Linked DNA regions of Homo sapiens: region 1 is linked to region 2. Evidence: chromatin loops called from intact Hi-C (ENCODE). Cell type or tissue: gastrocnemius medialis. All regions are shown on one strand.

The links. Hi-C counts contacts between places; a loop is a spot of excess contacts. Peaks named below come from ENCODE experiments on the same cell type or tissue, not always from the same donor. Only the 100,000 strongest peaks of a DNase experiment are listed, where the experiment ranks them.
Region 1: it touches region 2 in a loop (8-fold over the local background); 2 of 110 quality-filtered maps call a loop at or near these places.

The regions. Positions count from the first base shown.
Region 1 is chrX:18,694,773-18,702,772 of GRCh38, forward strand. It overlaps a transcript of PPEF1 not described here. Among named protein-coding and RNA genes, the nearest start is that of PPEF1-AS1, 6.1 kb to the left of the region's middle. In gastrocnemius medialis, no CTCF peak of the experiment used is centred here; DNase peaks (open chromatin) are centred at 4,394 and 4,711; H3K27ac peaks cover 600 bases.
Region 2 is chrX:18,829,573-18,837,572 of GRCh38, forward strand. It overlaps LOC124905254 (a long non-coding RNA gene), which reads left to right and starts at 2,553. Exons shown (of 2, transcript XR_007068404.1): 1 at 2,553-2,600; 2 at 3,538-6,175. It also overlaps the pseudogene BLOC1S6P1. RefSeq lists an enhancer at 3,443-4,366. In gastrocnemius medialis, no CTCF peak of the experiment used is centred here; DNase peaks (open chromatin) are centred at 3,619 and 4,009; H3K4me3 peaks cover 1,002 bases; H3K27ac peaks cover 2,577 bases.

The sequences.
Region 1 (8,000 bases), 130 kb before region 2:
ATAGTGGTATCTCATGGTTTTAATTTTAATTTCTGCTTCCTTGAATCTGGCCTGGAGGAACTGGAGGGAACAAAAGGTAAACTCACTGTCAGTTCAGTGGTACTTCAAACTCTGATCTGTTTCCTTCATCTGCCGTCTGTTATTTACTTTTCAGAGTCCTCATGTTACTTGTTTATTGCTGTGGGACAGATTACCAAAAAATCTAGTGGCTTAAAACAACACATGTTTATGATCTTACAGTTTCTGTGGGGCAGAAACCCAGGCGTGGCTTACCTGGGCCCTCTACGTCAGCATCTGTCGTGAGCTGCTGCACACAATGTGTTGACTGGGCTGCTGTCATCTGAAGGTTTGACTGGGGAGGGATCCACTTCCAAGCCCGTATGGTTGTTGACAAGAGTCAGTTCCTCATGGTCTGTTTGACTGAGGGCCTTAGTTCCTTGCTGGCTTTTGGCTAGAGACTTCCCCCAGTCCTTTGCCACTTGGGCTTCTCCCACATGGCAGCTTACTTCATTGAAAGCACAAAAGCTGTGAAGATAATAGGGTCTGCTAGCAAGACAGAAAATCACAGTCTTTTATAACCTAGTCATAGAAGTGACATCCCAATACCATTGCCATGCTCAATTGATTAGAAGCAAGTTTCTGGGTCCAGCCTATGCTGAAGAGAAGGGATGAACACAGTGGTGTGAATTGACCAGGAGGAAGGGATCATTGGGGGCAGCTTAGAGTCTGTCTGCCACAGTCCTCAAATAGCTGTTTCATGGATTCTGTCCAGGTTTTATAGCTTTGTCCCATGAGAGAGAAAGAGTAGAGTGGGTAAAATGTCCCTTTTCCATCTTACCCAGACCAGAACCTTCTGTGAAGCTTTTTGATTTGATTTATGAACATTCAGGGTTAATTTAAGGAATTTCTTTAAACTCAAGCCATCGAGGACCAAGCTAGGGTTAGATTAAGCAGTGGTCCGAATTAAAATTCTGATATCTATTAATCTATTTATTAAATCACAACCAAGGAAAGCTCAACTTTTGTATCTAAGATGGAGCCTTTCGAAAGCTGAATTTCCCCACCTTAAAACGTGATGGCTGTTTTAGCCTGTCATTGTGGCTGCTCACCAGGTGACCCCAATAGAAACATCTGGCAAGCACTGACTTTTATGAATTTCTTCCATCTGATAGTGACTCATAACCCACTTTTAATTTCTTTTAATGACTTCCTAATGACTTGCCAGATCTGGCCTCTCTTTTCTCCTAGTTAATGTGATTTTTCAGTACCCAGAATTCACCCTTGAAAATATGCTTGATCCTTTCTCTATTTAAGTGAAAAATTACTTGGTATTCCTTTCTTCTCTTCACAAGGGAGCAGGATCTTTAAATTAGAGTCCTTCGATTTTTTTTTTCTTTTGAGACAAGGTCTTCCTCTGTTGCCTAGGCTGGAGTATAGTGGCTCTATCATGGCTTACTGCAGCCTCGATCTTGCAGGCTCAAGTGATCCTCCTGCCTCAGCCTCCCAAGTAGCTGTGAGAACAGGCATGTCCCACCACACCCAGCTAATTTTTTTTTTTTTTTTAGTAGAGAGGTCTTGCTATGTTGCCCAGGCTGGTCTCCAGCTCATCAGCTCAAGCAATCCTCCTTGCTCAGCCTCCCAAAGTGCTGGGATTACAGGTATGAGCCACTGCCCCCAGCCTTTTTGAACTTTTTTCATCATGGACCCCTCACAGTAAGTTTCGTGAGAATGGACCAAGCATATTTATTTATTTACAGCTAATACTGCTGAACTCATTTATTGTGTACATGATCAAATATACATGGAAATAGAAAAGTTAACAAGAATAAGAAAATAGATAAAAATATGAGTTCTGATGTTTTGCTTTCTGCTCTCCAGCAGATCTCTGTGCATGTGCTGTGGGGAAGCTACCCCAGTTTTGGAGACTACTAGGGGTTAGGAAGTGGTGATTGGGTGTGATTGCTTGCCAGTGGCCCCAGCATCAGGAGGCTAGCTCAGAGTCAGAAGAGCTGGGAGGCCAGCCCTGTCTGAGCTTCCCCCCTTTGGTGCTACGGGGCTTCGAGGTATCAGGAGCCACAAGCAGACACCTTAAGTACCCACCATCAAATAGATCTGCACATGCCGCTGTTTTCTTAGTCTCCTCTCCAGTCCAGCTGCTTCACCTCAATTCTAGCATACTCCTCAGGGTATGTCATGATCAATAATGGGAGCTGCCCATTAGAACTACTTTGCCTTGGCAGAAATTGGAACTGTGGCCAGCTCCAGGAAGCTTGTGAAATAGGAGAGGCTTGCCTACAAATCCCTCTCTCCCTTGAGAGGTAGCCAGGCTTCTCCATTCCCCTCTGTCTTTCCATAGTTTGCTATTGCCATGGACTAACTAAATGTCCTGGGTTGGGATCCCTCAGAAGCAGAGCCTGAGATAAACATTTGAGAGCAAGTTTATTTGGAAGGCAGGAGCAAAGAAAGTACAGCAGTGGGGAAGTGAGAAAGGAAGGGAAGGCAATCAAGAGAGATTAAGTCCAGCCTGAAGAGGTGGAGAGGGCAGCCATTTTTCAATCTTAACATCCGGGCACCTTTATGTAATTGCAGCATTATCATTAGGAAAGAAGTTCATTTTGATTTCTAGTTCCCCTCTCCCATTTCACACCCTAGTTAAGTACTGTAGAATATGCATAGCTATGAGAACCCCCTCTTCCCACCTCTTTTCCTCTGGCTGATGCCTAGTCAGTCATCAGGTCTCGGCCCGTGCATCACTTCTAGGAAGCCTTCCGTCATCCCCCTTTCTGAGATAGGGCTCTTTCTCTGCGCCCCTGGAGTGTCTCGTACCTGTTTTATTAGATATTTTATCATACCATATTGCTTTCATTTATTCATGTAATAGATATTTATTATGTGCCTGGCACTGTTTTAAGAACCTAGTATGTATATTTCAATATCCAATCATGTGTATTTTTTTTTCTCTGCCATTTGTGTCTCTGTCCCTCAGTAGCACCTGCTACATAGGAGGTGCTTGCCACATAGGAGGTTTAAAACTGTTAACATCACTCTGCCCATCATTTTTTCTTTTTTCAGGCTGGGAGAACACATCCCTGGTCAGCTGTAGGAAAGCCAGAGAGCATTTGAGAAGAGGCTGAAGCTTGAATTTTGCAAACACACAAGGTGCTGACTGAGGCAGTAGAGTGTAATGATTATAATAAGCAGGGGTTCTAGAGCCAAAGTGCCCGGGTTCAACTCCCAGTTCCACCCCTCATTTGCTGTTTGACTTTAGGCCACAATTCCTAATGGGTGAAGAGGGATCGTAATAGTATATACCTCAGAGGATGGTGTGTGGATTAAATAAGATTAACATATGTAAAATTTAAAAGTACCTAGAACATGGTCAGTGCTCAATAGATATTATCATTATTGTGATTTATTCACTTACATCAGTGTTGGTTCATTTAACAGTTGGAGGCTGACCATAAGACCCCTTTGGTGCTCACAGTAACATTTCAGTGTTCTTTCTACAATGGAAAAATACAATGAAGTTATTCATTCAAAGCAAATTCTGAGTTTTCAACAAATCACATAAAGGGCACAGCCAATCCAATTCGTGGTCCAGGAGCTGGCCATTAAAATAACAACCTAAATCATGAGTTTTTTTTCCCTGCTTTCCTTTCTTTCTGTGGTTAAACAAATATTTGGTGAGTACCTCTTTTGCATTCAGTAATGAGTAGGTTTAAAACTGAGGGTGTGGCCAGTCGCAGTGGCTCACACCTGTAATCCCAGCACTTTGGGAGGTCAAGGCAGATCACCTGAGGCTAGGAGTTTGACACTAGCATGGCCAACATGGTGAAACCTCGTCTGTACTAAAAATACAAAAATTAGCTGGGTGTGGTGGTGTACACCTGTAATCCCAGCTCCTCGGGAGGCTGAGGCAGGAGAATCGCTTAAGCCTGGCAGGCAGAGGTTGCAGTGAGCCCAGAATGCACCACTACACAGCCTGGGTGACAGAGTGAGACTCTGTCTTAAAAATAAGAAAACACACACACAACTGGGGATGCCAAGAGGAATGAAACAGATCCTTTCCCTTTAGGATTTCACATGTAAAAGGGCAAATTACAGCACACTTTGAGCAGCTCTATAATTGGACGCACACATGGCTTTGAGAGCCAGAAGACAGAGTGACTAATTCCCCTTTGGTGATTCAGGAAAGGCTTCACACAGAGGAGGTGACATTGGAACAACTGTATCTAGACATAGCCATAATTTAATGGCTGAGGATTGAATAGGCATTTGGTTGGGAGAGCCAGCTGTATAGCTACATTGTCCACTATTTTTTTTGGAGCCTGAGTAATTATGCTATCATTTACAATTTGTGTAGCAGCCTCATCAGGTCCTACTCTTGGCGTCCCCACCATGGAAACCTGAGTGGTCGTATTGCCTCATAATGAGGCCCTCTGGTGATGTTAATATACTAATAGGACAGAAGCCCAGAGCCACCTTGCCAGTTATTTTTCAAGTAACTCCATCCGATTAAATGGCAAACTAGGTAACCACTTTACTAGATCTCCCGTGGCTCTCAATTGCAGAAAGGAATCGAGCTAAAGAGCAGCTTGGGTGGGGTTATGAAATGTTTATGGCTGGAGTCCTGTAAATTTTAGCTGGCAAAGCCTAAGACCAGTAAGCTTGAAAACACGTATGCTGTGTCACCAGCTAGGAAGAGTTTGCCAGGGAAACTGCTGGCAGCGCGGCCGCGATCAGTATAAGACTCTGTGAACAAGAAGACCACCACTAGATTGCCTCGAACATAGCAGAACTGTGGCTGCTGGCATCCATTACTGCCATGGGCACTTTGAATTTTCAAGTATGTCTTTCTCCTCCCCTAAACTCAGCAAGATTACAGGCCAACTTTCCTTTCCCTTTCTGCTGATGAAGGGAGGTCATTCTCCCTTCACAGGTAGGTTCTCCAATAAGGAGCTACTGAACAGCTGGTGGAGTATAAATGTCTTATGACCCAGTGGCTGCTCCCTCAAACCCACACCTTTCTAGAACCAAGGAAAAATGTTTAGTTTTTCCACTTCTCTTAATTGTACCAGGTTAATGTAACGTTTTCTAAAAATTATCCTCAGTTTACCTAAAGAGTGCTTTTCTGCTCTTATTTACTGAAATTCTCTTTTCTATTTTGTATTGATGGCAGATTATGCACACAATAGCGTGGTCCTGCCCATGCGGAGCCTGGTCCCTTTGGAAGCAGTCACGTGGCCGCTGACTTTGCAGCCCATTACTTGAGTGCATCTCCAGGCCAGGAACAGAGCAGGGCTGGGGCAGAGAGCTGTGCTCACGGCCAGTGCATTGTCTCCCAGATTCGTGGCTCTGGGCTTGCCTTCCCGGCTGAAAGGCAAAGCAGCCTGGCCCTGTTCTAGTTATTTCTTTGTGTATATATGTTTGTTTATTTATTTAAGCAAGAGCTCTCTCTGCAGAGTGGGGTGTGTGTGTGTGTGTGTGTGTGTGTGTGTGTGTGTGTGTGTTTGTGTGGGGTGCTTCAGAGAGGGCTGAAATTGTACCTCTTTTCTTTCAGCCCTCTGCATTTCCCCAGAGAGAAGGTTTTTTTCTCGTCTTCATTTCCTTTGAAACACCTGGGGTGAGGAAAAACCTCTACATTGGCCAAGCAGAAGAAACAGGTAATATGTTTGTTTATTCTTAGGCATTTGGGGCAAGCAGAAGTCTACATCATAAACATATATCGTGTGGCAATGGAACAGGGAATGTGTACTCCTTGGAGTATATCTTACTGCTTTGCAATTTCTCGGAATGATTGTTCTCAAAAATGCTGGTTGTAAATCAGTTGCCATCAGTTGAAGAAGACGTACAGATGACTTGGCAATCTGAAGGATTGTGGCCTATTTCAAATGAACTTGATATTTGGAAAATCTCCACAGTCACTTGGATTGAGAGCCAGAAAATGAGGGAAGGGGTCCTTTGAGAAACCCTTCTAGGTCCCCTCAGGGAGTATTCTCCAAACTCCACTGCACACCTTCATATTTAGAAATCTTCCTTTAGTTCCCTTGGCGTCTTGTCGTCTTAGAGGTTTCTAGCTATCTGTAAGAATGGAACCAGAATTCCTTACAGTGTTCAAAATTCTCTTTAGTGATTTAGTTCGTATGCGAACTGATCAGATTGGATCCTGAAACCAAGGCATAGCCTTTTAGTGGGCAGACATTTTTGTTCTTTAATGATTAAACAGAGCGAGTCTTCAGTTCTGCCACTAATCAGCTACGCCAGGGAGTGTGTTATTTGAGTCTCAGTTTTGTTCATCTGTAACATGGTGATGACGATACTACCTTGAAAGTTTGCTGTGACAGTGAACTGAAATAATAGAAATATAAAGCACCCACTATGCTGGGTAAATAGTAGTCCCTTAATAAATAGTAGTGATTTTAGCTACTATTATGATTACTGGTATAGCATTCTTTCCGATCTTAGACCTCTCAAGGGAAAAGAGCCCATTGCTTTGCGACTCTTAAATTATACCAGAACCTGTAGGTACCCAAAGGGTTTAGTCTTTGGGAAGCCCCAGACAAAGCATTCTGAAGAAAGAGACTTGAACAAACACAGTGGGTTCCCACCCATGCATGGCCCCTCCTAACTCATCAGCTAAAAACAGTTGGTCTTTGTTCAAGCTAGTTTTTTCCCACCACTCAGTCCTCAGTACAAGTCAGTAAGATATGCATTATTATCACTGTTTTCTTATGAGGAAACTGAGGTACAGGGGAATTAATGACTAAGAGTTCAAACTCCTGTTGTCTGACTTCTAAACCCAAGGCTCCACTGGGCCAGCATTAGGCAGTTAGGAACAATAGTTCTTGAGATGCTTTACTTCAAAAGGGCCCCTTGCTAGGCTCTTTGGGAAATAGTGGTCAGCTCTTTCTGAGAGATTCACAATGTATGTTCATATATTAAAGGCTCTGAGAAGTCCTGCAGTAAAGAAACCTGTCCAGCTCTACATCCCCTGAACTTATTATGTAATAGTGGGACCTTTATTTTGGCCTTAGTCCTAGAATAATAAACCACATAGAACTATTCTTCCACAAACACACTTTGGAAAACCTGGCACCAGGCCACGCTGTTTCCTGATTACAATCATGTCTGATATACCAGCAGACACTTTCAAACACCTTCTGGTGGTCAGTATAGTTTCCTCCCTTTTCTTATCCTCTCATGTGGCGAGACCCAGGAAGAATCACCAGCTTGGTCTTACAGACCTCCCCTTACTCATTTAAGACCCCAGACATAAGTAATTGCTCCACTGTTCTACTGGAAAGGTAGTGATGGAAGGGAACTCTCTGGCACGGGCTGCCAGGGACTCCTCTGCCTCACCCTATGCCTCTGCATTATATTTAGGCCACAGACATCAGGCTATAAAACCTCTGTGGCAATGAATACCAAGCAGAATGCAATAGGGTGAGCCTGATGAGGCATCTGTTCCTCATGCTAGCACAATCTACGGGGGAAGAATTACACCTGCCTGCTTCACTCCCACTGTGGTGGTCGGGGGTGGGGGTAGAGGGTGTTGGTATCAGTTGAATGACTATGGGTTCCAGGTTTTCAGGACTAGAGCTAAAGCCAATTTCTTGCTAAAGCCAACATCTCTAGGAAAAGCTGAATTCTAGCATAGGAAACTACGAAACTGACATCTAGAATGCCAGAGAGGGTCGTGTCAGGGTGGCTGAGCCAAGGTGTGGAAGTTGGATAGAGATGAGCTTAGAAATCAGACCACCTTAAGAATGAACAAGAACAACTCGGGGAGGCTGGGCTAGTGGTTGGAGGGTGCTTGGTGGCGAACGTTAGTTTGTCCCCACGGCCTGTCTTTTGTACTTTCCTTGTATTTTCAGCATTGGAAGTGAAAGATTAGCATGAAAAAAATGGAAAATTATCAGTTCCACCCAGTCACCCCCAACACACACACAGTAAAAACCTTTTAGCGGAAGGCTTTCCTTTTGCAAATTATAAGTGAGTGC
Region 2 (8,000 bases):
AACCAACCAAAAGGTTGGGAGTTGCCAAGAATATGGCTAGACAGAAATGTGGGTTGCACCTTATTTGTGACTAGCATACTGACTGTTATGTCTAAATCTTTCTTTCTTTTGGCTGTCTTTGGTATTCTGGATTTTGATCTAGAAAGATTAATAAGAAACATAATGGACACCCCAAGTTCTAATGCATGCAAATATAGTCCCCCTTTAGGGACTCCAGACAGCTATGTATTCAAACATTATGGTCCATTCTTGTGCACGTTTTTAAACCTATGGGCAGATTATACCAAAGACTTGGCCAGGCACGGTGGTTCACGCCTGTAATCCCAGCACTGTGGGAGGCCGAGACAGGTGGATCACTTGAGGTTAAGAGTTTGAGACCAGCCTGACCAACATGGTGAAACCCTGTCTCTACTAAAAATACAAAATTAGCCCAACATGGTGGTGCACACCTGTAATCCCAGGTACTCGGGAGGCTGAGGCAGGAGAATCACTTGAACCCAGGAGGCAGAGGTTGCAGTGAGCCAAGGTCACACCATTGCACTCCAGCCTGGGCAACAAGAGTGAAACTCCATCTCAAAAAAAACAAAAACAAAAAAAGATTATACCAAGGACCATTTGGAGTTCCAGTGGTCTTTATGTGGACTGTTCAAGCCTCCCAAGGTTGTTTTTATTCTTTTATTTTTTTTATTTTTATTTTTTGAGAGGGAGTCTCGCCCTGTCTCCCAGGCTGGAGTGCAATGGTGCAATCTCGGCTCACTGCAACCTCTGCCTCCCGGGTTCAAGCAATTCTCCTGCCTCAGCTTCCCGAGTAGCTAGGATTACAGGCGCGCACCACCACGCCTGGCTGATTTGCATCTTTAGTAGAGACGGAGTTTCACCATGTTGGCCAGGCTGGTCTCGAACTCCTGACCTCGTGATCCACTCGCCTCAGCCTCCCAAACTGCTGGGATTACAGGCGTGAGCCACCACGCCCAACCTCTTTTTATTCTTAGAACTAAATTAGCAGACTGTAGCTATAGGGTTAAAGTCTGAATGGGATGTATATAATTGATTAGCATGTAGAGGCTTCTAAGCTCTCTTTCTCTCTGTCCTCCCCTGCCTACTTAGAATCTGCTGACATTTTTGCTTGGTTACCTGCCCAGGATTCCAAAATAGCCTTTTTAAAAGCTTCATTGCAAAGAGCTAATGAAAGGCTAGAAATGGAAGATATCCCCCACACCAAGGATGGTAAAACTGATGTAACTCCTACTGCTCCTCTCTATCCTACTTTGCCTGAATATTTAGTCTATTAATACTCTGTCTGAATTGCCCTTCTTCTGTGAAAAAAAAAAAAAAAAAAAAAAAAAAAAAAAACAGTTAAACAGTTTCCTTGTAGCATAAAACCATCTGAAAATTCAGGAGACAATCCTGGAGTGATTTACATTGCCTGGATAAAAACAGCTCAGGGCCATAGGTTAAAAATTTTGCAAACCCAGGGAAGACCTTTAATCTGAAGAATTCACAGTGTGTTTTTTTTTTTTTTGAGACGTAGTCTTGCTCTTGTCACTCAGGCTAGAGTGCAGTGGCGCAGTCTCGGCTCACGGCAACCTCCGCCTCCCAGGTTCAAGCAATTCTCCTGACTCAACCTCCTAAGTAGCTGGGATTACAGGCACCCACCACCATGCCCGGCCAATTTTTGTACTTTTAGTAGAGACAGGGTTTTGCCATTTAGACCAAGCTAGTCTCGAACTCCTGACCTCAAATGATTTGCCCACCTCAGCCTCCCAAAGTGCTGAGATTACAGGCGTGAGCCACCATGCCCAGCCAGAATTCACAGTCTTAATTATAACTTAAGATCCCGGGATGGGGGCCGGGCGCGGGGCTCAAGCCTGTAATCCCAGCACTTTGGGAGGCCGAGGCGGGTGGATCACGAGGTCAGGAGATCGAGACCATCCTGGCTAACATGGTGAAACCCGTCTGTACTAAAAATACAAAAAAAAAAAAAAAAAAAAAAGCCGGGTGTGGTGGCGGGCGCCTGTAGTCCCAGCAACTCAGGAGGCTGAGGCAGGAGAATGGCGTGAACCCGGGAGGCAGAGCTTGCAGTGAGCCAAGATGGCGCCACTGCACTCCATCCTGGGCGACAGAGCAAGACTCTGTCTCAAAAAAAAAAAAAAAAAAACAAAAGATGCCGGGATACCTGATCTACACCAACTAATTTACATGTTGGTGGGATCTGGAAAGCCCAAAAATAGATGAAAGAGGCAGAATGGTATTTTCCTAAGAGTTATATTAGTGACCTGACAAGCCCCACCTGGTCCATTTACGGGTCAGACAAACCCTGAAAGATTGCAAATGACCTTAGGAAAGCTATTTCCAAAGTATTTCAGCTCTATGGCAACCAACAACCTAGAATGACTTGTGGGCCTGCCCCAGGGCATTCCAATAAGCAACCCCTAAAACTGCGGTTTCGAAAAACTAGTTGTCATTTGTGCAAATGATCAAAACATTGAAAAAGGGACTGCTCCCAAAGAACTTGAGAGAAGCCCTTAAAAACAAGCTGCCTACCTCTGATCATCTCTATGTTAACCACCAAGACTGACAGGCCTCCGAAGACAGCTCTGGTAAGTTTCTACTGGTTAGTTTTTGCCCTGTTTGTTAAAAAGCTCTGCCCTGAAGGCAATGATCTAAGTAAGGAACAGGATTTTGAAATTCTTTCTAAGAGAAATTTATATCTGTAAAGGAAATCTCCATTTGTAAGGCTATCTCCCTCTCTGCACCTAAACCATTAGAAACTTTTACAATGAGAAAGGCACTGGCTTAAAAGCTTGCATATCAACGTTTACCTTTGTTTAAGTTGCTTTTCCTGTCCATCTTTTTTTTTTTCTGAGATGGAGTCTTGCTCAGTCGCCCAGGCTGGAGTGCGGTGGCGTGATCTTGGCTCACTGCAAGCTCTGCCTCCCGGGTTGGTTCACCCCATTGTCCTGCCTCAGCCTCCCCAGTAGCTGGGACTACAGGTGCCGGCCACCATGCCCGGCTAATTGTTTTTGTATTTTTAGTAAAGACGGGGTTTCACAGTATTAGCCAGGATAGTCTCGATCTCCTGACCTCGTGTTCCGCCCACCTCGGACTCCCAAAGTGCTGGGATTACAGGAGTGAGCCACCGCGCCCGACCGGGCAAATGAATCTTAATGAAAGCAATAAGATCTGCTTCTTTCTGTGTGTATGTTTGTATATCTATGTGTTATGTGTATCTGATATTTTCATACCAAAATATATAAAAGAGCTCTATTTAATTGGCTTAAAGAAAAAGTGTTTAAAGTCATTAATTATAAAGCAAGCATATTTTTCCCCTAAATTTACTAGTCAAACAAGCTTATTACCTCTTAGATGTATAATAAAGCTATAAAGCCAACCAAAGAGCAAAATACATGAAAAAAAAAAAAATCTTGATACCTATCAGTCATGGTGATACAGAAGGGCTGGGCTCCTGGCTAAACCCAACCCATAAGCCTGGAACCTTGGCCCTAAGTGAAAACAGCTGACCCCGTTTTTTTCCAGCCAAATGTTGCCGTTTTTGGCCTGCCCTGCCCCTATCCTTTGCCGATGAAAGACTTCAGCTGGCAGAGCAACACAAGTGGCTGAATGTCAAGGATACAAGCAGCTGAGTGGTGAGCAGAGAAGCAGTGCGCGTCAGAGACTATGGATAGACACGGCTAACTTCAGGCGGTGCGGCTTCGGAGAGGAGCCCAGCCAGAGACGGCCGGGCTTCAGGGAAAGATCACCCTCCCATCCCCTTTCCAGCCTCCCTTTCTGCTGAGAGCCACCCACCGCTCAATAAAGTCTGCATTCATCACCTTTCTAACAGTTCATCGGACATGAACCCAGGTTCTGAGAGGGCAGGGTTTGCCACCCTGACCCTCCACTGACCTGGTTGGCACTTGGCCATCCCCGGATGGCAGAACTGAAAGAGCATTGGTCGTAACATGCTTGGACGCTGCTGCAGGGCCCACAAGAGCCTGCTCCCACCAGAGAAGAGTGACCAGTCGGTCCCAGGATTCATTTGCTCTGGTTCCTGCACTCACTCGCTTGCACGCTCCCTCCTGCCAAGAGTAGCCAGTGCGGGCTGAGTGGAATGAGCTACTCCAGTTTCCGCCCACGAAGGAGTTCAAGAGAACTAACCCGTCCCAATAGGAAAGGGAAAAAAAGCAGAGTGGAAGAACCATGTTTAACCTATTAATCTTTTTGCTTCTGTAATACTTATAGTTTCCTGATTTTTTTGAAAAATAACTTGAGGTGATGGCTAGCTTTGCTTAATGAACAACTCAAGCATAATTGTTAAAAATGAGTAAATTAGGTGTATGTAAATGGTATACAAATTGATAAATGAACTTTTCAGTTTTGAAAACCTTTTACCGTAACTTAAAGTCCTGTTATGATTAAGTAATATTCATGAACTGTCTGAGTCATTTCCAATTAAGTTAGAATACTGAAACATTAATTTGAACGTAACTTTAAATTTATTTTTGGCTTCTTAAATTTTATAGAAAGACTAAATATGGCTGGGTGCAGTGGCTCATGCCTGTAATCCCAGCACTTTGGGAGGCCGAGGTGGGCGGATCACGAGGTCAGGAGTTCCAGATCAGCCTGGACAACATGGTGAAACCCCGTCTCTACTAAAAATACAAAAATTTGCTGGGCGCGGTGGTGGGCTTCTGTAATCCCAGCTACTCAGAGGCTGAGGCAGGAGAATTGCTTGAACCCAGGAGGTGGAGGTTGCAGTGAGATCGCGCCACTGCACTCCAGCCTGGGTGACAGAGCAAGACTCTGTCTCAAAAAATAAGATAAAATAAAGACTGAATATATTTTAGTCTATTTAAAGAAAAGCTATGGAAAAATAAATATATTTTGGTCTGTTAATATGAAAAATTGTACTTTGAGAAAGTGCATATTTCTAGAAATTATGAAACTTAATTTATAGAATACTGATTCACAATTGCTAAGGATTAAAAATTCCAATAATAAAACTACTATAAAGGAATTCTGTATGCAAACTAAAGAAAGTAAGATGTGTTTTGGTGAGGAAAAAATAGAAGGATACTTTTTTCTTAAAAAGAATAATTTTGTCTAATTTGGAGGTTATTTAAAAGTTGTTTCAAAATAAGGATTTTGGAAGGAAATAGAAATGAGGTAGGGAGGAACCAGTAAGAGGGATGTCAAGAAAGTTACAAGTATGAAAACGTATGTTTGGCTTAAAAAAAAGTTGAAAAGAGAAAAAGTAATTTTTTTTTTGTATGAGGAAGAATTTGTGTTGTCAAAATGATAAGGGAAAAAGGAAAGTAAATTTTTGTCATAAAGTAGAATGATTGGTTGTTCCAATATGAAAAAGAAGGAAGTATAGAACAAAACTGAAGGTTTAAGCAAGTTGTACAAGATTTGAGCAAGTTCTAAGAGATCTGAGCAAGTTGTAGGTGTGTAGGAGATGAATCCTATGAAAAGAATTTTGTAGGCCAGGCGAGGTGGCTCACACTTGTAATCCCAGCACTTTGGGAGGCCGAGGTGGACGGATCACTTGAGGTCAGGAGTTCGAGACCAGCCTGGCCAACATGGCAGAACCACGTCTCTGCTAAAAATAAAAAAATTAGCTGGGTGTGGTGGTGCATGCCTGTAATCCCAGCTACTCGGGAGGCTGAGGCAGGAGAATCACTTGAACCCGGGAGGCAGAGGCTGCAGTGAGCCGCAACTGCGCCATTGCACTCCAGCCTGGGTGACACAGCAAGACCCTGTCTCAAAAAAAAAGAATTTTGTATGTGATCAAGTTGGCAAAAATTGGAAGGGAATTATTTATAGGGTTTTCTAAAAATTAAGCTTTGAGATCAAAAGTACACTAATACAAAACTAAAATTTAGTCCCCTATGTTAAAACAAGGTTTTCTTAGAGTATTCATCTTTTTTTTTTTTCCGGAGACCTTTTTTTGTATTAAATGTGTAAACAGTAGTCCTCATTTTACAAATTCAAAATCAGACAAATGTATGAGGGTGTATAATTGGTATATTTATAAACTGTATCACCCAAAAAACCACTGCGATCACAATCTATATTACATTCAACGTTTGCGTATTTACATGATACTTACTGCAAAGTAAATACAAAATGAACTCCCATCATCTTAGTTCAGAACACAGGTGATATAATTTCAGAACAAAGGCAGTTTTTTCAACAACAACAACAACAAAAAAACAGAAGTCTCCCAAGTACCAATTCGCTATTTTGTGGAAAAATACAGAAAGACTAATTATGAGTTCCATTCAGGTTTAGTCAGTAAGATATGTTGTTTGTTTTTTTTAGAGACAGGGTCTCACTCTGTCATCTGGGCTGGAGTGCAGTGGTGCAATTATAGCTCACTGCAGCCTCGAACTCCTGGGCTCAATGAGTCCTCCCACCTCAGCCTCCTAAAGCACTGGGATTACATACATGAGATACCACACTCAGTCTAGTAAGATATGTTTTTGTTATTGAAATACAGCTAAAGTTATAGATTTTAATCACCAAGATAACAGTACTTCTGGTTTATAATCGACCTTAAGATAGTGGATACTAATATATATACATTTTGACATTTTTTTAAAAAGTCTTCAAAACTTAATACAATTCTGAAAGTATATGTACCTTGCCATCCGTTCAATAAACATGATTTATTTTTATACAGGTCACAAAATTTCAATTAACTAGAATTCTATATCTATTGCCTGCCTGCTAGGTTTCAGTCTTAAGTCTGACTATATCAAAAACAGCAGTTCAGAATTTATTTCATAAAATTAATCCCAAAAGTTACTGGGTAGCTTTTAAAGTATTTTATTGTTTATAATACAACTCACTAGATAGTCTATACCGGTGGCTCCTGACATCAGAATTATCTGGGGAGCTCTTTAAAAAATACATGGGATCCACATCATAGCTAATTACACTAAAAGAATTGAGAATGTCTGTATTTTTTAATGTTCCCAGGTGATAATGCTGTGCAGCCTAGTGTGGGAAACCCTGACCTACCACTGAGCCTGTGGTTCTCAATTTTTCAGGTGCATTGGAATCACTGGGGGAAACTTTAAAAACTAAAAGCAAGGCAAAACAAAAAACCAGATGTGCTTCAGTAGATTGAGAGTAGTGTGCAGGAACCAGCATCTGAAACAACCATTGCAGTTGGTCCAAAATGACCCAGAAACACTGCACCCCCTCTGTCAGATATCACATTACAATGAGTACATTCAGCAATTTAGGTGACATTGTCCTGCAAGCCCTAATGAATCCTGCCCTAGGCAGTTTTAGCAAGTGTTTGAGGGCACCACTCAGCCTTTTCAAAGAAAATATATTTATACTCTTAAATATTAGGTCAAAGTCAACTGAATTGTGAGATCATCATTCATTAAAGAAGACAAATGCCCTTTCAAACAATTTAAACTTTTTTTTTTTTTTTTTTGAGACAGAGTCTTGCTCTGTCACCCAGGCCGGACGCCAATGGTGCCGTTTCAGCTCACTGCAACCTCCGCCTCCCGGGTTCAAGCAATTCTTCTGCCTCAGCCTCCCAAGTAGCTGGGACTACAGGTGCGTGCCACCACACCTGGCTAATTTTTGTATTTTTGGTAGAGATAGGGTTTCACTATGTTGGCCAGGCTAGTTTCGAACTCCTGACCTCATGATCTGCCCACCTCGGCCTCCCAAAGTGCTGGGATTACAGGCATGAGCCACCGTGCCTGGCCACAATTTAAACTTTTAAACAAACCAGTTCTTAGCCCTGAACTTAAATCCAATGCTTTCTCCATCATTAGCCTGATACGTGATCAGAGGTAGTGATTCCAGCTTACCAAAAATATAATGTGGATTATGGAAGATACACATTCATACACTTTTACAGGCTCTGCACAGTCCCTATGTAATAGAGATTGGAGACCAGTTGGATATTAAATAATACTGTAAAACAGTAAATAATACACTCTTGATTTTAAACAATGAAACCTCATAATATT